3 separate regions of the Homo sapiens genome follow, and all the other regions are linked to region 2. Evidence: chromatin loops called from intact Hi-C (ENCODE). Cell type or tissue: Calu3. All regions are shown on one strand.

Region 1 (8,000 bases), 1.3 Mb after region 2:
ACTATGAAAGGTACCATTCAAGGCAAAAAATAAATAGGAGGAAAAGAGGTAATTTTTATAAAAAATTGGAGCAGTGAGGTCTGCTTTTTATTAAAAAGATTTTCTAAGCTTTATCATAAATATTGTCATTTTTGCAATTACAGTATGATATTATATGGTAACTGGTCATATATAACAATCTACTGCATCAACAGAATGACTTGGATTAATCTGGTATGTCATGTAGCACACATACAGTTAAAATCTAGCATGAAAGGTTAAATAGGAAATTTTGCCCAATATTTCTTAAAAGTGAAATGCTCCATTGTGATGAGATTATTTGGTTTAGTATCACATTACTCTCTGATATCTTTTAAACTTTTTGGGAACAGGGATAATTTGTAGAAAAATCTTGATTTAGGTTAAATATAGGTTTTTAAAACTATTAATGTTGTCCTTTTTATACTTTAATAAGAATGTACAAGGAAATTACTTTAGAAGAAAATGAGCTTCTATTTAAATGTTGAAATATTTGTATGCTGTGAGTTTAAGAAGCCTTTAATTACCTGTAAGTTTTAGAGAACCATCTGCTTTCTATGATTGTAAAAAAAAAAAAACTATGAAAGCATCATTTTAAAGGCTCCCTACAGACTATATTGATTTTCAAGTATATTTAATAAATTATTAATCAAACACAAAAAGTAGAGACATTCCTACATATTGGTGTGTCACGTAACTCCCTAATACCATTATCGTCTTTGTTTTTAAGTCCAAACTTCTGCAGATTTTATCCTCTCCCACAGCCCAGCCCTTGGTACTTCATTGCACTATACAGTTGGTTGTTATGGACATAAACATAGATCAGGGGTTTTCAACCTCAGCACTATTGACATTTGGGCTGGATAATTTTTTGTTGAATTAATAGTGTCCATGTGGCTAGGTCAGGTATGAAAAAGTCTGGTGTGAAGCAACCACTACCTGATGAGGCTCATAGCTTAGATAGTGGTACATGTTGGGAGGCAAGAGAGGAAGCGGTCACTGGCTCAGCCAACACAGTCAAGTCTGTCAATCAATGGCAAAGGACTGGGATGATGATCTTATACTAAAGCGCTCTGAAATCCAGCTTAGTGCCTAGGAGGTCACTGGTGACATTGAGAAGTAGACTTGCAGTAGAGTGGTAACAAGTAGTTACTAAAGTTCAGTGAGCACATTGAGGAATCTCTGTAAAACAATGAAGCAGAGATATCATGCTTGACTATGAACTGGGCAAAATAACAGAGCTTCTCTCTCTTACTCTTCTTCTTACTAGAGAAACAGCATTTGATTTCTTCAAGGAGAGGCTAGGTGACCTGCTAATTTTACCTCTCCAGGCCATATATCTTGCCTCTCTCTTGGTCTTGATGGAGAAGTGGACCAATAAATTTGTTACAAATACTTTATTCCTTGATGGACAAATTAAAAATGTTTTCTCTGAACAGGCTTACATTATAAACCTTAAGTAAAACTATTTATAGTTGAATTTCCAAATAAACAATTTATTGGGGAATAATATACAAGGATTAAAATTGCAATTCAATGCACACAATCCAGAGTAGCTCTTAGATGTGTCTGAAAAACAAAAAGAAAGGTTGGAATTTTATTGAGAAAAAGAGAAAAGTTATGTACGTTGCTTTGAAAGAAAGTTCATTGGCACTAGCAGTGTTGAGCTGAGTGTAGGAGCTTCTGAGCTCTAAGCAGTAAGTGGCAGCAGTTACTATGTAAGATGTAATCTTAAAATGATGTTTTTTTTCTCTTGAATTGCAAAAATAGTTCCTGGAAGGGATTTGGGTGTCCTTCCCCATGGCTTCCCAATTCCATTTTAGTTGGGTATGACAGGAATGTCTCCATTTTGAATAATTAACTTTCACAATATCATTCACTTTACTTTCTTTCAAACTTCTATCTTTATGTTTAAGTATAATGCAGCAAAATTTCCTTTAGAGATTACTCAATCATTTACAGATCCATAAATTTCCAGGTATTCTGAAACCTACTTCTATCAGTCTATTAAGATTCATGTATTTTGTTTTTTGCCTTAAAACACCTTACTTCAGTTTTTTCAAATGTTTAATAACTTAAGAAAACTATCATTTTTTAGGAGGGACGTGTGTAGAAAATATATTTAAGAAATTAAAAAGGTTTTCATTGCTAGGCCTAACAATGTTTTTGGAGATTTTAGGGGTTTATGAAAAATCCTTTGGAAGCTTTATTCTATTTGTGAAATAGTGTGTCTTCTATTACCTAGTTTTATCTAACTAATTTCCTCCAGTGGAAACTTTCTCTTCCTATTCTTCAGCTTCCTATTAAAGTGCTTCCTTCCTTGAAAATGAAACTCAAATTCCACCTCTTGTAGGAAGCATTCTCGTCAAACTGCTTGTTCACTGCCCTGTTAGACTCCAATAGTGCCTCACACTCTTACTACAGTACTTAATGCAGTCTATCTTGGTATTAGAATCATTTAAGTTACTACTCTGTAAGTCCACGGTGGACATGGACAATGTCTTCATCATTTTTGTATCTCCTACTGAACCTAGTACAATACTTTGCAAAATAGACACTCAAAAACGTTTATTAAAATGAATCAAAGCCAATCACTATGTTGAAAAGAATCTGAACTGGGTTTTAATAATGTTTTCTGAACTTAACTTTAAATTATTACAGGCTTTGTTGCAATAATCTTGAGCCTATTTTGGGCTAATTGGCAAATAATTAAAAGAAGTAAATTGTATATGTGAAGGAATGTATAGTTTATAAATTATATTACCTCATTAATTATTGATAATTAATAAATAATTAGATGAATGGGAATTAATGACATGGTGGCTACAAACTATTAATGTAATTTTACATTCATATCATAGAGCTGTTACAAAATTGCTACCAGTGATTTTATGTCAAAAGACTTGGACTGCCCCCTTATTACCTCTATGACCTTAGGTATATTTGTTATTCATAAGACATGAATCCCTCTTATGTACCATGCCTATCTCACAAAGTTACTGTTAAGATCAAATGAAATAATAAAAATAACAGTAAATTATTTAGAGGTAAATATTCATCAAGAACTCTATACTGTGTTTTCATTTAAACATCACAACAATCCTGTGAGATAGATTATCACTCCTATTTTCACAAATAAAGACGCCTTGGCACAGAGATCTTACATAATTTCCCCAAGATCATATAGCTATTAAGACGTAGAATTAGAATTTAGTATCAGATAGTCTGATTCCAGAGCCAAAGCTCTTAGCCAAAATGTTAAATTGCTAAGTACATGTTAGCTCTACCACTTTGAATTTTATAAAACTTGGCTTCATGACATTAACTAGCTACTGAAATTTTTAAGATATAAAATTTCTAGAATAAAACTTTCTTAGATTTCCTAGAGACATAAAGTAACAAATCTAATCAAAATGCTCCATAAAAATTAAAATGCAATTTATGCCAGAAATATGTTAGAAGATTGATTTAGTAAAGCTATTAGCTTAGTGACTTCTGAACTACCTGCCTCTTATACAGTAGCTGTTTACACTCTTCAGTTTGTTATATATTTTTTAAAAACAGAATCTTAAATGAATCCATTAATGTTTCACTTAGACACTTTATTATTGTTTAGTGACTTACTTAAAATCAAAGTTTGAAACCTTAAGGTGTTAATACTAAGCATTAAATAAATACAAGACCTGGTATATCCATCTATTTTCTTTCTAATTCAGAAAATGCTATCACATATCATATTTAGATTGCTTTCCTCAACATCTGCAATTTGGATTACAATGTGCAATTTGGAGAACAACACTGCCACCCAGGGGATAGAGGACTGAAAGTGCAGAGTCAAAATAAAATTTTAGAGCAATGGTACCGGATTGTGGATCAAACACTCAGTTGTGTTGCAATCTGTTGTGAGCTGAATTACTAACACTAGTTCACATGCTAAAGGTTGTAAACAATATGCTATAAAAAAAGATAGGATTCTCAATAATAACTTCTCTTTTATCTATTCATTTAAGTAAAAGAAAAAAATATAGAGCTACATCTACTTTCTTAGTAATGGCCCATAAGTTTCTGACAGCTGCGATACAATAAGAACACATATGGGGAAAATGCCTTAAAAAGAAAAACAACATATCAAAGCAATTAAGGCCTCTAGTAAAGTAGAAAAAAAACCTGAATTTGATTAAATTATTCACCATGAAAAACACCAAATATCATTTTAAGTTGTGAAATGTTAAAGCTCTTCCCATTAAAGTCAGGAAAAAGTAAGGGATATTCACTATCATTGTTATTACTTACACTGTTAATATATTTGTTTGGAAATTCTAATAAATATAATCATCCAAAACAAAATAATTGTTATAAATACTGAAAGAGGTAACTATCTTTCTAATAATATGATTGCAAACTTAAAAATCCTTCTCACTTCCAAAAAATACTTGAAAAGTGATTGGATAACATACACAAAAAAATTCATGATTTATAGTTTGTATCTATATTGGCAATAACCAGCTAAAGTATATGGAAATGAGAGAACATATTCCTTTCACAATTGCAACAACAACTATGAGACTATGTTTTAAATTTTATTCGGTTTAAAAGTTAATAACACATGGTGCAAAATTTATAAGACACAAAAGGAAACATGGTAGAATTTACCTACATTTACCCAGCTCCTGACTTCCCCTATAAAGAACAAAGATACTATACAAACAAGTAATTGTGGTTTGTGTGTGTGTGTGTACACATATCTCCCTCCTAACACACACAAACAATAGCATACTATTGTGTAGTGATACTTGATTTATTCATTATGCAATATATCATGAAAAGCCTTTCATTCCAATAAAGAGCTGATTATTCTTTTTAATGGATTATTAGTCAGTTACAGGTTGATGGACAAGTTCCCTCCAATCTTCTATTATTATAAACACTTATATACTGAATAGCTTTTTACATGCATCAATAATTTCTACCAATGTAATGTTACTATATTTTTCTAGAAGTAGAATTGCTAGTCCAAGGGTAAATGTATTCATTTAAGAGCTTTATTGGCTTAGGATTGACTTGGCAATGCGGGCTCTTTTTTGGTTCCATATGAACTTTAAAGTAGTTTTTTCCAATTCTGTGAAGAAAGTCATTGGTAGCTTGATGGGGATGGCATTGAATCTGTAAATTACCTTGGGCAGTATGGCCATTTTCACGATATTGATTCTTCCTACCCATGAGCATGGAATGTTCTTCCATTTGTTTGTATCCTCTTTTATTTCATTGAGCAATGGTTTGTAGTTCTCCTCGAAGAGGTCCTTCACATCCCTTGTAAGTTGGATTCCTAGGTATTTTATTCTCTTTGAAGCAATTGTGAATGGGAGTTCACTCATGATTTGGCTCTCTGTTTGTCTGTTGTTGGTGTATAAGAATGCTTGTGATTTTTGTACACTGATTTTGTATCCTGAGACTTTGCTGAAGTTGCTTATCAGCTTAAGGAGATTTTGGGCTGAGACGATGGGGTTTTCTAGATAGAACAAAGCTGGAGGCATCACACTACCTGACTTCAAACTATACTACAAGGCTACAGTAACCAAAACAGCATGGTACTGGTACCAAAACAGAGATATAGATCAATGGAACAGAACAGAGCCCTCAGAAATAACGCCGCATACCTACAACTATCTGATCTTCGACAAACCTGAGAAAAACAAGCAATGGGGAAAGGATTCCCTATTTAATAAATGGTGCTGGGAAAACTGGCTAGCCATATGTAGAAAGCTGAAACTGGATCCCTTCCTTACACCTTATACAAAAATCAATTCAAGATGGATTAAAGATTTAAAAGTTAGACCTAAAACCATAAAAACCCTAGAAGAAAACCTAGGCATTACCATTCAGGACATAGGCATGGGCAAGGACTTCATGTCCAAAACACCAAAAGCAATGGCAACAAAAGCCAAAATTGACAAATGGGATCTAATTAAACTAAAGAGCTTCTGCACAGCAAAAGAAACTACCATCAGAGTGAACAGGCAACCTACAACATGGGAGAAAATTTTCGCAACCTACTCATCTGACAAAGGGCTAATATCCAGAATCTACAATGAACTCAAACAAATTTACAAGAAAAAAACAAACAACCCCATCAAAAAGTGGGCAAAGGACATGAACAGACACTTCTCAAAAGAAGACATTTATGCAGCCAAAAAACACATGAAAAAATGCTCATCATCACTGGCCATCAGAGAAATGCAAATCAAAACCACTATGAGATATCATCTCACACCAGTTAGAATGGCAATCATTAAAAAGTCAGGAAACAACAGGTGCTGGAGAGGATGTGGAGAAATAGGAACACTTTTACACTGTTGGTGGGACTGTAAACTAGTTCAACCATTGTGGAAGTCAGTGTGGCGATTCCTCAGGGATCTAGAACTAGAAATACCATTTGACCCAGCCATCCCATTACTGGGTATATACCCAAATGACTATAAATCATGCTGCTATAAAGACACATGCACACGTATGTTTATTGCGGCATTATTCGCAATAGCAAAGACTTGGAACCAACCCAAATGTCCAACAATGATAGACTGGATTAAGAAAATGTGGCACATATACACCATGGAATACTATGCAGCCATAAAAAATGATGAGTTCATGTCCTTTGTAGGGACATGGATGAAACTGGAAACCATCATTCTCAGTAAACTATCGCAAGAACAAAAAACCAAACACCGCATATTCTCACTCATAGGTGGGAATTGAACAATGAGATTACATGGACACAGGAAGGGGAATATCACACTCTGGGGACTGTGGTGGGGTGGGGGGAGGGGGGAGGGATAGCATTGGGAGATATACCTAATGCTAGATGACGAGTTAGTGGGTGCAGCGCACCAGCATGGCACATGTATACATATGTAACTAACCTGCACAATGTGCACATGTACCCTAAAACTTAAAGTATAATAAGAAAAAAGAGCTTTATTGAGCTTTAATTGACACACAATTTACTGCATATATATATATACAAAGTTTGATATATATATGCTTTGATAAGTTTTGACATACGTATCAACTGTGATACCATCACAAATTGATACGATGAACATATCAATTACCATCCAAAACTTCCTCATGACCATTTGCAATTTTTTTTCTGGCATCCTTCTATCCCCTCTCTCTCACTTCTGCAGGCAACCATTGATCTATTTTTGTAACTATACATTAGTTTGCATTTCCTAGAATTTTATATGAATGAAATAATACAGTATGTACTCTTTTTGTCTTGATTCTGCCACCCAGCATAATTATTTTAAAATTCATCCATGTTATAGTGTGTGCCATTGCTTTCTTTTACTGAATGATGTTCGTGTGTGTGCATGTGTGTGTATGTGTATGTGTATCATAGTTTATTCATTTGCCTGTTGAATAAAGTTTTGTATTGTTTTTATCATTTGGCTATTAAAATTAAAACTTCTCTGAACATTTAAGCACAAGAGTCTGTATGTACACGTACTTCCATTTCTCTATTAATCTAGAAGAGAAGGCCTAGGTCATATACTAGAAACTTCTTAAGAAACTCTAAACTGTACCGCGTTACATTCCCACTAGTGATGTTTGAGAGTTCCAGGTACTCCACATCCTACTTGGTATGATCAGACTTTTTATTTTAGCCATTCTAATAGGTATAGAAAGAAATCACATTGTGGTTTTAATTTGCATTTCCCTGATGTCTAACTGTGTCCGGAATTTTTTGTATTTTTAGTAGAGATGGGCTTTCACCGTGTTATCCAGGATGGTCTCGATCTCCTTACCTCGTGATCCGTCCGCCTCGGCCTCCCAAAGTGCTGGGATTACAGGAGTGAGCCACCGCGCCCTGACCCGCAGGGAGGAGGCCGAGGCCTGGAGAGAATTCCAGCGCCGCGCGGGTGGGCCGGCAGTGCTGGGGCACCGGGGCGCACCCTCCGCAGCTGCTGGCCCGGGTGCTAAGC
Region 2 (8,000 bases):
TACACATGCACTTTTGACTTAATAAAGTTAATCAGTATCAGATAGATAATAATTTTCCTCACACACACAACAAAGACAATGAACTTAAATAGTTTAATTCTGATTGTCCTACAGACATGTTCTTTTTCCTAGTATTTAGCTTCACATTTTTCTTACCCTGTCCCAAATTAGTCATTAATATATTATGTTTTGTAATCAATGCATAACTTGACTTACTTGTTTACCAATGCCTTTGTTTATCTATGCTTCTTGCATTCCAGTTCTTCCTTCTGATTATTTACCTTTCACTGAATTTTCATTTATCAATACTTTCAATACTGAGCTATAAGAGCAATACTCTCTCAGTCTTTGTTGTCTAAAAATGTCTATTTCTCTCACTTCTATATCAGTTAAACTATATTAACATTCCCAATTATTTTTCAGTATGAACCTATTCCTAAATTTTCTTGGGACCACTGTTACTTGTGGGAAGATCTGTCAGCTTAATTTTTGTTACTCTATAAATACTTGGTGTTCCCTTTTTTGTGGTTGTAAAACTTTTATCATTGCTTTTCAGTGTTTTCTGGTTTCACTATGGTATGTCTGAGTGAGAGTTTGTTTATATTTTCTTGTTTGAAACTGTGTACTTTAGAGGACACTTCAGTTCTGAAAGTACTAATTCATTGTCTGTTTGAATACTACATCTCTCACTTCTGCAACTCTTTAAAAGAAAAATATGTGGTACTTTATCATATCATCTCAAAGGCTCTCACAGGATAGCTGCTACCTAACTATCCAACCTCATCTCTCACAGTGCCCTTGAGCCAAAACAGTCTTTAAATCACTCACACTCAGGTGATCTCTTCTGTCAGAGGACCTTTATCAGGCTCTTTTCTGAGCAGACTGCTTGAACCACTCTTCTGCCAGTAAGCTCCAACTCATCCTTACAGAATGCTTCACTAACCTTTCTGATGGGGTCTTCCTCTTCTCTTATAACATCTTATATTCTTCAGAGCGCTTGAGCTAGTTGCACTTTTAAAATTACTTGTTTGAAGATCTAGTCAAAGTGAGGCCCTTTCATGGATTGTCTGCTCCATGAAAGCAGTGTTTTGTTTGTTTTTTATTCTCTTGGAATTTTATAGGCACTCAGGAAATAACGTAGAGACTGAAACCAGGTAGGAAGCATAAAACCAGCAGGAACTGAGGTGGCATTTATTCATCTCTGAAAATCAGCTTCACTGCCCTCCTAAAAGACCTGTTTTCTCTCATTTGCTGCAGAATTTACTATGATAAAATGTGTGGGGTAGATAACCTCCAGGTGAAATAGGACAAGGACCCATGAGCCAAGACTGTCTCTCTACCTCTCACATTCTTTAGATAGCCTTTCACTTTAGTTTCTAGACAGAGCTTGAGAATATGCAACCAACTCAGTGGTCATTTATGGATAAATTCTTTCCTTCCCATTTTCTTCTAGAATAACTGAATAAGTTTTGAAGTAACAACCACTTCCAAGAATCAAATTGGAGAGAAAATGCTTTTGCTCACACTTAAACTGAAGAAATAACCCTCGGAGCATTTACTTAACAAATATTTGCTGAGCCCCTAATTAGTACCGGTTGTTATGTTAGGCCTTTAGAATGCAATAGGAAAAATTTTAAGGATGTGTCAGAGTTAACCTGACTAAGAGAAGAAGGAAGAGCATTTCAAGAAGAAATAATGGTTTGTGCAAACATTCTGTGGCAGGAAGCAGACAAGCAATTTTGAGGGCCTAAAGAATACCAGAGAGATTGGGAACAGAAATACAGAGTTGAGGACTGAGAGTTATTTAGGAGCATGAGACAATGACTAGAACTGACTCATACTAGCTAAAAATCAATCATATTTTTTAAAAATTTTGTGAGCTGGTTGGTTGTTAAACACAACAGTTACTAAAAGTGAAACTGGGCTGAAGCGAGTGGATCATGAGGTCAGGCGTTTGAGACCAGCCTGGCCAACATAGTGAAATCCCGTCTCTTTTTGTATTTTGTAAAAATACAAAAAATTAGGTGGGTGTGGTGGTGGCTGCCTGTAATCCCAGCTACTTGGGAGGCTGAGGTGGGAGAATTGCTTGAACCTGGGAGATGGAGGTTGCGGTGAGCTGAGATCGCATCACTGCACTCCAGCCTGGGCGACAGTGTGACACTCCGTCTCAAAAAAAAAAAAAAAAGTGAAACTGTATAAACAAACTAATTACATTAAAAACAAAGGTTTTCTAATTGTTCCCTGTTATTTTTAATTATTTTACTGCAGTTCACTATTATTTGTGCTCCTGAGTTTATTTATGTATAGTACACTTTTTAATTGTATGCTACTGTACATTTATTCCCAACCTCAGGTTCAGTAATGTCACATGACTAACCTGAAATCAACCACAGTGGAATTTTACACAAAACCTTTCAAATGAAGACTTCCTTACACTGCCAAGAGCCAGCTGATAAACACCAGTATTCCATTGAGTGAGACTATGCAGAATCCTGAAGTCTGTTTTCAGAATTGATCTTTATCACAGGAGAAATGAGCAGACATAGAAAGGATTTAAACAGGGAGTTAACAAAAGCACACTTCTGCTTCAAAAAAAAAAAAAACCAAAAAAGTCATTGAGACTACTGAAATGAAAAAAAGCAAAGTGGCTTTGGATAGTCCATACAGTAAATCATAGAGGCTCAGAGTAGGATGACAGAAGTGAAAATGGAGGAAAGTGAATGGATTTAAGATTCGTTATTTAGGAGCTAAAATAGAAGGACTTGTTCTCCTGACCAGAAGGTGAGTGAAAGGGTGATATCAAATAGAGTTTCTGGATTTCTGATTATTCAGATGTGAGGTTTGTGCTGTCATTTGCTAAAATAGAAAATACTAGAAGAAATTTGTTGAATTTACTATATTTGTTGAATGTTTTGAAACTGCTGAGTTTGCAGGCCTTCGAGACATCCAAAGACTGAGCCCTGGTGGCCTTTACCTGCCTGGTGGAATCAATCACTTAAGAGCCTCATGAGGAGGAAGTAAAGTCTATATCCTGTCCAACGTCTAGATGCTTTTGGTGTTTTCATTTTGAGCCCAATCCTGCCACCATGTGACAAAGAGCCAACTTCACAGTTGATTAAACTTAGACCTAAGTAAGAGAGGAGGGAAAAATCTCCATATGGAATAAATGTGATGGAAATGTGTGAAATGAAGGAACTGTCTCCTTACATAAACTATTTTTAAAACAATCCATAACTTTTCCATTCTCATATGTGTATAACAGTGCAGGTATGGTGGCTATGAGAATGGCCTCCAAGACCTCTGAATGCAGAGTGTAAATGACTGAGGACCCTGATGCTGTACTCTGAAAGTCAGCATTTGAGCAGTGACCACACTGCTGCTCCCAGCCAATGACTGAACAGGGCAGAGACAGTAAGGTTGCCCTGTTATGGGAGATGTCAGACTCCCCAGTATCCTTGCCAAAGTCTCCTTAGAACTGCATTGTCTAAGATACTTCCATTCAATGTTCCTATCTTCACAACCTCTCTCCTTAACGTGGGTTCCCACCTGTCTTATGCTCTGATGCCTCTGCCAGCCTTATCTGAGTCCCTGGCTCCTCTGCCTGGTACCTGTAGTAGCCCTTGACTGGTGTGACTTCCTGTCATTCACCCAGTGATAGTAAACATCTGCTTTGTATTAGTTTAGGGTCCTGGGCCCAGATAATTTTCTTTCCCTTTCTCCAAGGCGAGACAGCTTTTGCTTCTACCCTCTCTCAGAAGCAAAATATCTTTGCCTGTGTCTTACAGGTTGGAGGGTTTCTTGCTACTGCACCAGTAAAGGTTCTGCTTTATAAGGGAGAACAGTCTGAGAAGTAAATGGGGTTTTGTGCCTGTGTGCCCACCAGGGGCTCTCTTCCATCTCTTTCCTCCTCTCAGCATGAGAGGTCTGTGTAAAGGAGGCCATGAGTGAGTACAGATGATACTGTGTCTGAGACTCCCAAGGATTCTAAATTGTCATAATAGCACATATTCAACCTTTAATTAGTCATCAAAGTTTTAGTTGCTTTCTTCATTCACTCTGATGGTTGCTGCCTTTTTTTCCTGTGATTTTCTAAAGGTTGAACAGTTGATGTTTTCTGTATATCCTCAGAGGGCTTGAAACTCTCAACAGTTGAGTTCATTTGGTTGCCTTGTGAGGTCAAGTCTCTGTTGGTCTCAAGAAAATTATGATTTTGCAGATTATCTTTTTTTTTAATTTCAAGATTGGAAGCAATGTTCTCCTACAGCTTTCTGCATGTTAAGCAGAAGGGAAATGCCCTCTGATTATTTTTAAAAATCAGTTATATTCCTGCATCAGGTTTCATATTTTATGGGTGGGTATATCAGAGTCAGAAATAGAATGTATATATAAATCATATGTTATGTTCTAAGCATGTTAAATTATATTATCATACAGTTGGTCCTCTGTGTGATGGTCACTATTCTGTAAATTTATTGACTGAAAACATCAAGCAGCAATGGAATGTTCAGTTCAATATCAGTTAAGGCTTCCATAGCAGATTTCCCCTAGACAAAAATAAATTGTTTCTAGTATACTTTGTTTGGGTCATTCTTCAAAACAATTACCTTGTCCTTTCCACTAGGTGGTTGACCAGATTGACACCCTGACCTCTGACCTACAGCTGGAGGATGAGATGACTGACAGCTCCAAAACGGACACGCTGAATAGTAGCTCAAGTGGCACAACAGCCTCCAGCCTAGAGAAGATCAAAGTGCAGGCTAATGCACCGCTTATTAAACCCCCAGCACACCCGTCTGCTATCCTCACGGTCCTGAGAAAGCCAAACCCTCCACCACCTCCTCCAAGGTTGACACCTGTGAAGTGTGAAGACCCCAAAAGGGTGGTTCCAACTGCCAATCCTGTAAAAACCAATGGCACCCTTCTACGAAATGGAGGCTTACCAGGTGGACCTAACAAAATTCCAAATGGAGATATCTGCTGCATACCCAACAGTAACTTGGACAAGGCTCCAGTCCAGCTTCTGATGCATAGACCTGAAAAAGACAGATGTCCCCAGGCAGGGCCTCGAGAACGAGTTCGGTTTAATGAAAAAGTACAGTACCATGGCTATTGTCCTGACTGTGATACCCGGTATAACATAAAAAACAGGGAGGTCCACTTACACAGTGAACCTGTCCACCCACCGGGAAAGATTCCTCACCAAGGCCCTCCCCTCCCTCCTACACCCCATCTCCCTCCTTTCCCACTAGAAAATGGGGGAATGGGAATAAGCCACAGTAACAGCTTCCCCCCTATCAGACCTGCAACTGTGCCTCCTCCCACTGCACCAAAACCACAGAAGACGATCTTGAGGAAGTCAACCACTACAACCGTGTGATGTATGCCATTAAAAAAATTGTTTTTTTAATTTTCTATATTATAAACATAAAATAAGTAATGAGCACTTTCTACTCAAGCAATAAAAAGCCCAAATATATTAATCCTGCATTCAGCAAAGTGGCATAAAAATCACCTGGTAAGTATGCAGCACATTGCTTATATCCTGGGTATGCATTATTTTAAATGTTGTATCATTAAAAACCTCAGAATGATGAAAAATATGAATGATGCATTGTTTTTGCAATTGACCTATGACAAACTGTGAACCTGCAGATTTCACCTATTTTGATTTACTATAAGAGCTGGGATTTGATTCATTTTATTTATGCCTAAGTCATCTATGCATTAACATGTCATATTCTTAACTTTGATCTAATGCTTTTTACTAGGAAATTTTAATACTGAAGGACTATTTTATTATTTTTTTCTAAAGATGTTTGTCACTAGTTTTTCATTATTAAATGCTGAGGCCAATACCAAGAAGTTTATTTTCTATATTATACAATTATGAATTACATGCTCAGCTATATATGTAATAAAATACTTTGGTCTGTGGAAATATTGTTAAATCAATAAACAATAGTAAATAATGACAAAAGCAAATGTTCCTCAGAATTAAAATGAAGTAGTGGTTCATTTAATCTCACTTAACATTCCTCAATATGGGCAGCAAATCTGACAGAGTTTGGAGAAGTTACAGTGAGTGTATATCAGAATTTTCTAAATGAAATATCATATTCCACATCATAAATCAAAATCTACACACTACATATTTTATACTTCCATTTGGTACTTCAAGAGCCTTCTGTTGAACTCTCCCTATGTTGCCAAGCCCTCCTCATACTCAGCATTCTTCCAGGATGTACCCTAAACTATTACATTGAGGCTGTAGGGTGTTTTGCCTCCTGCATTAGCAAGCTCTCTGCCTCCCCAAGTGGACCCACATTTATAGGAGAATTATAGGGGGATATCTGAATGCTTCTGGTATCAGGATGTGTTCAGCATTTGGCGTAAGTTTTTCCCCCTCAGAGTTGAAAGATACCATGGGCCGTTGCTGTCTTCTAAAAGAAAGAGAAGAAATCTTTCCTTCTAACATCAAATAAAAATCCTCCTCTTCCGTCTTATCTACCAACTTAACAAACTTTACCCACCCATGGTCCAAATTTAACTTCCAATTTTATTAATTTCAACTGATGAGATATTTTGTCCTGGAGCTGGAAATGAGTTTCTCTCCCCTAGAGTTATGATGAGGACAGGTTCCTGAAAACAAAATTGGTTCATTAGTGGTAAGAGTAGAGGGAGTCATCTTTTGTGGAAATGTATTTATGGCATAACTTGATAAAGAATCCAATGACTTTTATGAATAGTTGGCTTTTGATCTCAAAACTGTAATCTTTGCACAGGCAGATAGCCTTCAATCGTATTTCTTTCCTGCCTTTTTCAAGCTAGATCATGGTAATTTGAATAGTGTTTTTGACAGCTTCCTATTAAAAATGATTATATATTTTAGATGGAATACAAAAAGAAAATAGGCCTTATTTTTTGAAGGAACAATCAAATGAGTAAAAAACAGAATGTCATGTTAAATATTTACTCAGCATGCGTTATGTTTCATAGGTGTTGGACATGAAGATAATGAAAGCAAAATAATCCGACTTACAATAATCAGAAAGTTACAAAACAGATCCATAATCAAGAAAGACCATAATCTAAAATTTGTTATCTGTATTATTAATATGTTTAATAGATATGAGCCAGGTAAATTATAGACTTATTAAATACCAAAATAATGTGTTCTTAACTTTTTAATGCATGCATTTAGTCTTGATATAAATAAAGCCAGGGTTTTATCATATTTCTAGGGTTAAATAATTACTTCCTTTCACATGTCTATCAAAAGCTAGACCGTTCAATATTATAAACAGTTGTAGAAGACATGCAGTTTTCTTTCTTCAACTCATCTTTCCTCTTCCACCAGTTACTGTGACCTAATAATCACCCTATAGTTTAAGACTGTGACACTTTTCGATGTCGGGGATCCAAGCCCGATCCCAAGGTAGAGCTTTCTAGCAACCACACATCACCTACAGAACAGATAATTTCCTTGCGATAAAGCAAGATGAATAAATTTAATCGTTCAAGCTGGTTGAGTAAGGATATTGAGCCAGACACCTAGAAACAATCTCAGTGTTCCAAATCCGTTTCTCTTTCTCTAAGTATAGGCAAAGCTTCTCCATGAAAGACCATATTTTTCTGTGTGATTGGTGACATATACCAAAACTACACTTGTTTTTATTCAACACATAAATAACTAACTAACTACTGGCTTAGAAATGTGAGTTAAATACCATCCCCCAAATGTTATAGTTTTGACCTTGCTAATAAGGACCTTACTCTTTTATGACAGTTTATTTATAATCAACATTTAATGTTAGATTACAGCACTCTTAGGACTTATTTTGAATTTATTTACTCCATGCTATTTCATTTTTTATTAATGCATGGAATATATTGTACCAATATGTTTTCTTGCCCAAGTGATAATATTGCCACATTCACTGGAACTTAGTTATATTTTTGCATATATACAAACTTGTAAAACAGAAAGCAATTAACATACA
Region 3 (8,000 bases), 740 kb before region 2:
ATAGCTAGTCTTGTTGCAAAGTCTTTTCTTACTCTCTGCTCTACTCAAAAGAGATAAACTTGTGGGTCATGCAATAAGTGGATCAAAGCAATATTCCCATGTGCAGTGTATTCTACCTCAAAAATGGACTCAAGTCCACCAAATGCTTTGCCACTTTTGCAATGGTAGGAGGCATGGCTTGAATAATTTTCTGCTTTTCTTTATGAGGGGTATTTTGGCATTCTCCAGTCAAGTGGATCAATACACAATTCACTGATAAGTCAGGCTCATGAATCTTCATAGTGTTTAATCTCAGACCCTCTAGCTTGTAAGCACTAGGGCATATAAATTACTTGACATTTGTTGCTCACTACATCCAATTAGCTTGATATCATTAACATAATGGATCAACCTGATGTTTTGAGGAATATCAAGTCAGTCAAGATCCCTATAGACTATGTTATGATAGAAAACATGAGAGTTAATATAGGTTTGTGGCAAAACAGTGAATGTGTACTGCTTTTGCCTTGAAAAAACAAACTGGTATTGATTATCTCTACCAATGGGTAGGAAAGTAAGCATTAGCTCAATTAATAGCTGTATGCTGATCACCAGGTGCTGCATTAAACGTTTTCGTAAAAATTCCACATCCTGCATTGTAGCTTTGCTTGGTTGACTGAGGCTACTAGTTGATTATATTTATGCTAGTTCATTATCTACTCAAAGTACTTTTTTTCAGGGACAAAATACAATAACTATAAGATGATTTGATTGAGACTATCACTCCTACATCCTCTAAGCTTTAATAGTAGCTCTAATCTTTGAAAGTATGCTCAAGATGCAGTTTTGTTTTTGATTTATTCTTTTGGCTCCAGTACAGAAAGTGGTTTTGGGGCCAGATACATAGAGTATTCATTCCAATTAGATATGTGGGGACTAGTATATGATTACAAAGTGAGTCCTTAGACCTGTTGGGCCTATTGTGAGACAAAATTGAACAAAAACTCCATTTATTACCCATCCTCTATAAACCTAATACATGATGTGAAGAAGCATGATGACATTTTGAGTGCTTTGGTACCAGTGCTAGCTCAGTCCTGTGGCATGTAGTTCTGTGTCTACAAGTCTGTCTCTACAGACTCACCATACAGAGGTTACCTGGGAAATTTCAAGAACATAAGCCCGAGATTGAAGTTATTTGAAAAACCTGGAGAATGTCTTACTTTTTCCGGTGTTGGAAAATCTCCCTTTGTCTTCTGGTGCTTCTCTTAGAAGCAAAGCTATTGACTGATAGTATTGCCTGACAGTAGCTCTTTAAGATAGTATTGAGTGAGAGCTATTGCCTGACAGTAGCTCTTTCAGACTGTTTGTCACATAGCCATGTTATTCTCTAATTGTGTAGGCTAGAATTTTTTCTGTCTTGGTGGCACCTTATAGCTACTGTTGGATTACTAAGAATAACATTTTATTTTGACTATTTCTGCATGTCCTGAACTTAGAACTGAGTGCCTTTCTTCTTGCCATGACTTCTTGGTTTGAGCCCACTCATTTTCTTATTCTTTTATTTGCCATTCCAGCAACCTCTTCACTGGTAGCATCAATCAAAGATGGAAACTAATAAAAACTATAGTCCTGAAATGTGCCTTTCACTTTCTCTCCCTACTTCAACTTCTACCATTAGCCTCTTTCTTTTGGGTGTATCTGGAGACTAAGCCACTTTTATAGGCATTCAACACAGCATTGGTTTGGGGTCTTTTAAAGATTTCATTATGCATAAAATTCACATATTGATATAATGTTAACTCAAAAGATTATAATATATTGTGAGTCCGAAAGAAGAATCATTTACGTAAGATGCAGTTTGATATTGTCTTTGACATTCTCCATTTTCAGGAAAGTTATTTTGCCTCCTAGACCTCTTTTTAAAAATCATCTTACTTAATTGATTATTTTCAGAATAAAATTAATATATTTTGAAAAATTAATTTTATTTTAAACAGAACCATGTATTGTGATACTGAGGATGTTTTGATTAGGGTTACTAAGTCTCAAAATAATACAAAACAAAGATAAATACTCAGATTCCGTTAACATTCATATAATGTCTTTCATTAACTTAGCTCATTATTATTATTTCTAATGATTATTTTTACTTAGTGAACTTGAACAGGGTTTTTTTGTCTGTTAAATAAAAGTGATACCTGTCTCCCAGGTGTACTGGGGAATTTAAATGTAAAATCGCTGAGCGCATTAAACAGCATGCCATAAGATTTCAGTATATGTTATCTTCCTGTTTCTCTCCCTCTTCCCCCTTAATATCCAAAATGAGATCATCAATCCTGAGAGCTATTGTCTTAACTACTCAGCTTATGTTACCAGATAGTTGCATAAGGAATTTGATGATGGACTGAAAGGCATGATTGTGAAGCCATTAAAATAAATCCCCAAATGTGCAAAATAGAAAGCAGAAGAGAGAGAAGGGAGAACTAAATTATTTCATCAATGGATCATGTTATCTGTGTGATTGGGAGTCAAGTTTATTTCTTTATAATATTATAGACAGTTCATTAAGCCTCTTTCTTTCTGTTCTGCTAGACTATTCACTATTAGGCTCATAAAGTCACTACCAGAGCTTTCTAATTTTTTTCCAAAAGTGTTTTTGCAGCCAGCCTTTTTATTCTATCTACATTAATAACAAATTTAGTTTCCCTGAAGCAGTTCTTCCATATACAATTCTCGCCCACCCAAACATTTATTGGTCCTCCATTCCCAACAGAATAAAATCTAAATAAGTTAGCCTCAAGACCCTCCTAGAACATCCTAGTGATGTCTACCTTGTATTTGCTTCTCTAGATCCATTCTCCACTCTTTTTCAGTTACTCTTTGGCTCTGGGTGACTGATCTGCATAAACTCCATCAATGAGACCTCCAGTGGGAAATAGAAACAAAGGAAGAGGGTCAGGTCAGGGAATTTATTTACCCAGCTTCCTCTTTTCTACAAAAAGTCATGCATCTTGTCAGGCACCCCACTCCCCAAGGCTCTCTCCTTCTGGGGTCTGGAAATTCCCACACCTCACTCCATCCTTCAGGATGAGGGGTGGAAGTGGTTTTTCCTAGCACTGGAATACTGCCATATTCTTGTGGCTTTCCTACACTCTGCACATACCTTTGTAAATGTTCCCTGTATCAAAACTCAACTCGAATAACCCAATTTCAATGTACCATCTGTTGCCTGGCTGTTATACCTCCCAAATTTATCTCATGCCATACACTCTTTTCTTTAAAGGCAGATGGTTTATTTATTGCAGGCATAGTGGTTCAGAGCACCCAATTTGGAATGATAAAGTATTGGGTTTGAATTCTGATTTTGCTACTTATCAGTTCAAAGGCTTTGGTCAAGTTATTCAGCTTCTCTGAGTCACAGTCTCTTCATCTATAAGACAGGAATAATAATAGTAGTCACCTTAAAGAGTTATTGTGAAAAATAAAAAAGTTTATAGATCTTTAATAAAACAGATGCTGAAGAAATATGGTTTTGGCCATGAATGTTTCTTGAGCATGTATACCTCATGATTTTTGCTGCCACATCTCTTTTGCTATTTTCCCCTCCACTTAAGTTTATCAGTTTTAGGTCTAATTAAGAACCTAGTTATTCTATAATCTCTTGTGTTTCTCAATTTTTATGACTCTTGCTCCCTGGAACTCTCCTTTGTGTTTTGATTTGTATAGGTCTCCTCTCCCTAATTACATTGTTAACAATCTGATGACAAAACTTTTCATTTCCTTGTATCACCTCTAACTAGCTCAGTGTTGGGAACATAGCAGCAGCTTAACAAATATTTGCTTGGTTATTTAATTTTAATCATTTAATTTCAATTAAGGCAGGTCAATTTTATAATGCAATTAATTTCAATTAAGGTAGATAGGCAAACTGCATAATGCAAATCTCCAGAATCGATTTTTTGATTATCACAGTGCCCATTTCAGGGTAGGTACTTATTTAATATTTGATGATTTTTGGTAATTATTATACAGATAAATTATCTGTAATATCATCTAAGTGCCTCACTGATTACTGTGTAGACATAACCTATACCTGTAATGAGATCCTTTTTATTAGCTATCAAAGGTTAATGATCTAAGCAGGTTAAAAAACACAAAAAGGAAATAGTATTAATGTCAATATATTTGTTATTAATTCTTTTGTCATCTTTTAAATATACCAGATTGTAGTCTCATTAGAATACTAGAACTTTGTTATATTTTATATTGTACTCACTGTGGAGTACTTATGGGTCACTCAAATAACATTAAACTACCGAAGGGCTCAAACACAAGAATCAACTTTAGTTTCTTGTGAGCAGTGTAACTTACCACCTCTCTTTAAATATTGCATTTAATCTTGTCTTAATAAAAAAATTAAATAAAGTTATAGCCTGTAGGTGGCATTTGAGTCCACTAATCACTGTCCTGTGCTTATCTTGAATCTTTATATTGGTGATTCCAGTACAGCAGCATGTCTGTAACTAGTGTTGGCTTCTCAGTATGATGATGAAGTTTAGTGATATCTTAGACCATAAGCTACTATAAAAAATCCTCATTGAATCTTGCCAGATTCCTGTTGGAATGCGGCAACTCCCCAAACTTCTGTCCTGTTAGTAGAAATGAAGTATAGTACAAAAAAGCAATGAGGCCTGCCTGACTGATGTACATGTCCCTGACAGTGATCTTGGTGGTGTTTCATGGGAATTAAATGTAAGTTGATTGTGAACAGTGAGTTAGCTGATGATTAGAAAGAGTTGGGGTTGGTTTCTTTAGAGGCTAAGAGCACAATAAGATGAGTCTTGTTTGGTTTTTGATGTAACACATTAAGAGATTTAGGACTTTTAGAATTAGGATATTAATTGTCCTAATCACCCAAGGTAATATTTTTAAGCAATTGTCCTAATCACCCAAGGCAATTGCTTAAAAATATTACCTTCTCCTAATTGTCCTTATCACCCAAGGTAATATTTTTAAGCAAAAGTAAATGAAAAAGTAAAAATTAAAAGATGTATTTATGTGCTGAATGACTTTATGAAGATAGTTTATTTTGTTCTTTTTATTGACATGACTTATTTTCTTCTCATACATAGCCTTTATATGAAAGAGGATGAGAGATGCCCATTTTGGAGTATTTATAGGCCTCCAAAATAAAGTTAAAGTATAGGGGCCCAAGTACAAAAACCAGCTTTAGTATCTGGTAAGCAGTATAACTTACCACCCTTATTTAAATGTTGCCTTTAATTGTTTTGAATCTTGAACCTAAAAATCCTCAGTCAGTCTTTTACCTACTTTTTAGATTCATACAAGATGTAAAAAAGAGTCTTTGGGCAAACTCACTGTTCATTTACTTTCTGTCGTATTCACATGTACACCACTAAAATCCCTTCTTGGAAGTTGGGGAGAAGTGGGTTCATGTATAATACCCTTCCCTCTTCACCTCTCTACCTGTCAGTGTAGAAATATTGCAGGTACTCACAAGTATGGATATTGTCTGCTTTTGTCTAATCCACTGGTACTTGTGCTGTTTTGAATATAATCTTTGGGTTGTATTGAATGCAGAAAATGATTGCTTTTTAAAGATCCTTCATAATTGGAACCTTAGATATTTAGATCAAAATCAGTATAATATTAATCTATCCAGTTTACTCTCAAACTGTCAAACACTTAGTTTGTCTTTGTTTTTTTGGTACCAACAATATGAATTACATTACTATTAGTTGATAAGGTTTTTCAGGTAAACAATTTGAATAAATATATGAGTTTTCAATTTCTGATGATATAGTGGTCCAAAGACCCTTAACAAACCTTTCACTTCAAAATAATTAGAACATTGAAAAAACATTAGCAAATATATTAAATTTTTTTTTTTACTTTGAAGTTCAGGGGTACATGTGCAGGTTTGTTACATAGGTAAACTTGAGTCATGGGAGTTTGTTGTATAGATTATTTCATCACCAAGCTATTAATCCTGGTACTCATTAGTTATTTTTCATTATCCTCTCCCTCTTCCCACCTTCCACTCTCTGAAAGGCCCCAGTGTGTGTTGTTCCCCTGTATGTGTCCATGTGTTCTCATTATTTAGCTCTCACTTATAAGTGAGAACATGTGGTACTTGGTTTTCTGTTTCTTTGTTAGTTTGCGAAGGATAATGGCCTCCAGCTCCATCCATGTCCCTGCAAAGGACATGATTTCATTCTTTTTTATGGCTGCATAGTATTCCATGGTGTATTGAGCTGACAAGAAAATAAGGAAAATATTCAGAGACTAAAAACAGAATGTAAGCAGAAGTTCAGAAAGTTCAGCAAGCACAGAATAGCTGGCCATACTGGGGCAATTATCAATTAATGATAACTCTGAAGATCCATTTTCAGAGGTTGGGGAAAAGAATGTAAACCCGGCCTGCATAAGTTAGGGAAACTGAAAGAAGATTATTCCCCAGAGCCAGGACCCAAAAAGCTATATCCTCAGTAGAAGAAGACATTCACCCACCAATGGAGGTAGGAAGGACACTCCCTTGTTTCAACCATGATGGTGTAGAAAGAAGAAAGTTTGTAACTCAAATCCTGTCCCCACATGAATTTATGGCCCAAATTCACACTCTCAATCTGGAAACATTCAACTTCATCTAAAACTTTATTTGAGGTGATATTTGATTAGGAGTATAGCTGAAGAGCTGACAGAAACAAGAACAGATTCTTTAGTAAAGAATGCAATTTCAATCCAGGCTATAATATTTGCCAAAATGAAAGTCTACCTGAAATTTTGAACAGAAAAAATCTACAGTAACAGTTGGAAACCTCAATACCCCATTCTCAGCATTGGACAGAACATCTAGAGAGAAAATTAACAGAGAAACATTGGATTTAAACTGCAGGTTAGATTAAATGGATGTAACAGACATTTACAGAGCATTTCATTCAACAGCTGCAGAATATGCTTACTTATAAGCACATGGGACATTCTCCAGGATAGACCATATGTTAGACCACAAAACAAGCTTCAACAAATTTTTTAAAATTGAAATCATGTCAAGCATCTTCTCATACCACAATGGAATAAAACTAGAAATCAAAAACAAGAGGAAGTTTAAAAACTGTACAAATACATGGAAATTAAACAATGTGCTCCTGAATGAGCACTGTGTCCATGAAGAAATTAGGAAGATGAAAAAATTTCTTGAAACAAATGAAAATGTAAATACAATGTACCAAAACTTATGGGATACAGCAAAAGCAGTGGTAAGAAGGAAGTTTACTACAATAAATACCTACTTCAAAAAAGTAGAAAGATTTCAAATAAACAACCTAAGGAACCTGAAGGAACTAGGAAAGTAAGAATAAATGAAACTCAGGAATTAGTAGAAATAAAGAAATAATAAAGGTCAAGAAGCAGTAAATGAAATAGACACTAAAAAGAAACACAAATAAATAAAATAAATGAAATTAAAAAGTTATTCATTTGAACAGGTAAACAAAATTGATAAACTCCTAGCTGGACTAAGCAGGAAAAGAGAGTAGACCCAAATAAGTAAAATCAGAAATGAGAAAGGAATTATTACAACTGATACCACAGAAGTACAAAAGATCATCAGAGACCATCATGATAAACTACACACTAACATTAGAAAACCAAGAGGAAATGGATAAATAAAATCCAAGATTGATACAAGAGGACAGAGAAAACTTGAACAAGACTAATAACCAGTAAGGAGTTGGATTCGGAAGTAAAAGATCTCCCAACAAAGACAAACTCAGGACAGGATGGCTTTAGTGCTGAATTCTACCAAACTTGTAAAGAAGAACTAACACCAAATCTTTTCAAGTGATTCCAAAAAATAAAAAATGAGAGAATTCATTCTAACTCATTCTATGAGGCCGGCATTAGCTTGATACCAAAACCAGAGAAGGACACAACAACAAAAAAAGAAAATTACAGGCCACCATCCTTGACAAACATAGATGCCAATATCCTCAACA

What was found. Peaks named below come from ENCODE experiments on the same cell type or tissue, not always from the same donor. Only the 100,000 strongest peaks of a DNase experiment are listed, where the experiment ranks them.
Region 1: it touches region 2 in a loop (2.4-fold over the local background); 2 of 110 quality-filtered maps call a loop at or near these places.
Region 3: a loop joins it to region 2, with 12 times the contacts of the local background. A loop is called at or near these places in 5 of 110 quality-filtered maps.

Annotation. Positions count from the first base shown.
Region 1 is chr5:121,946,191-121,954,190 of GRCh38, forward strand. No RefSeq gene overlaps it. Among named protein-coding and RNA genes, the nearest start is that of SRFBP1, 12 kb to the right of the region's middle. In Calu3, a CTCF peak has its summit at 3,857; a DNase peak (open chromatin) is centred at 3,831.
Region 2 is chr5:120,681,333-120,689,332 of GRCh38, forward strand. It overlaps PRR16 (proline rich 16), which reads left to right. Exons shown (of 2, transcript NM_001300783.2): 2 at 4,622-5,982. The coding sequence ends at 5,377. Among named protein-coding and RNA genes, the nearest start is that of PRR16, 220 kb to the left of the region's middle. In Calu3, no CTCF peak of the experiment used is centred here; a DNase peak (open chromatin) is centred at 3,879.
Region 3 is chr5:119,938,915-119,946,914 of GRCh38, forward strand. All of the region lies in intron 1 of LOC105379144 (a long non-coding RNA gene), which reads left to right. Among named protein-coding and RNA genes, the nearest start is that of FAM170A, 310 kb to the left of the region's middle. In Calu3, CTCF peaks have their summits at 4,519 and 4,727; no DNase peak of the experiment used is centred here.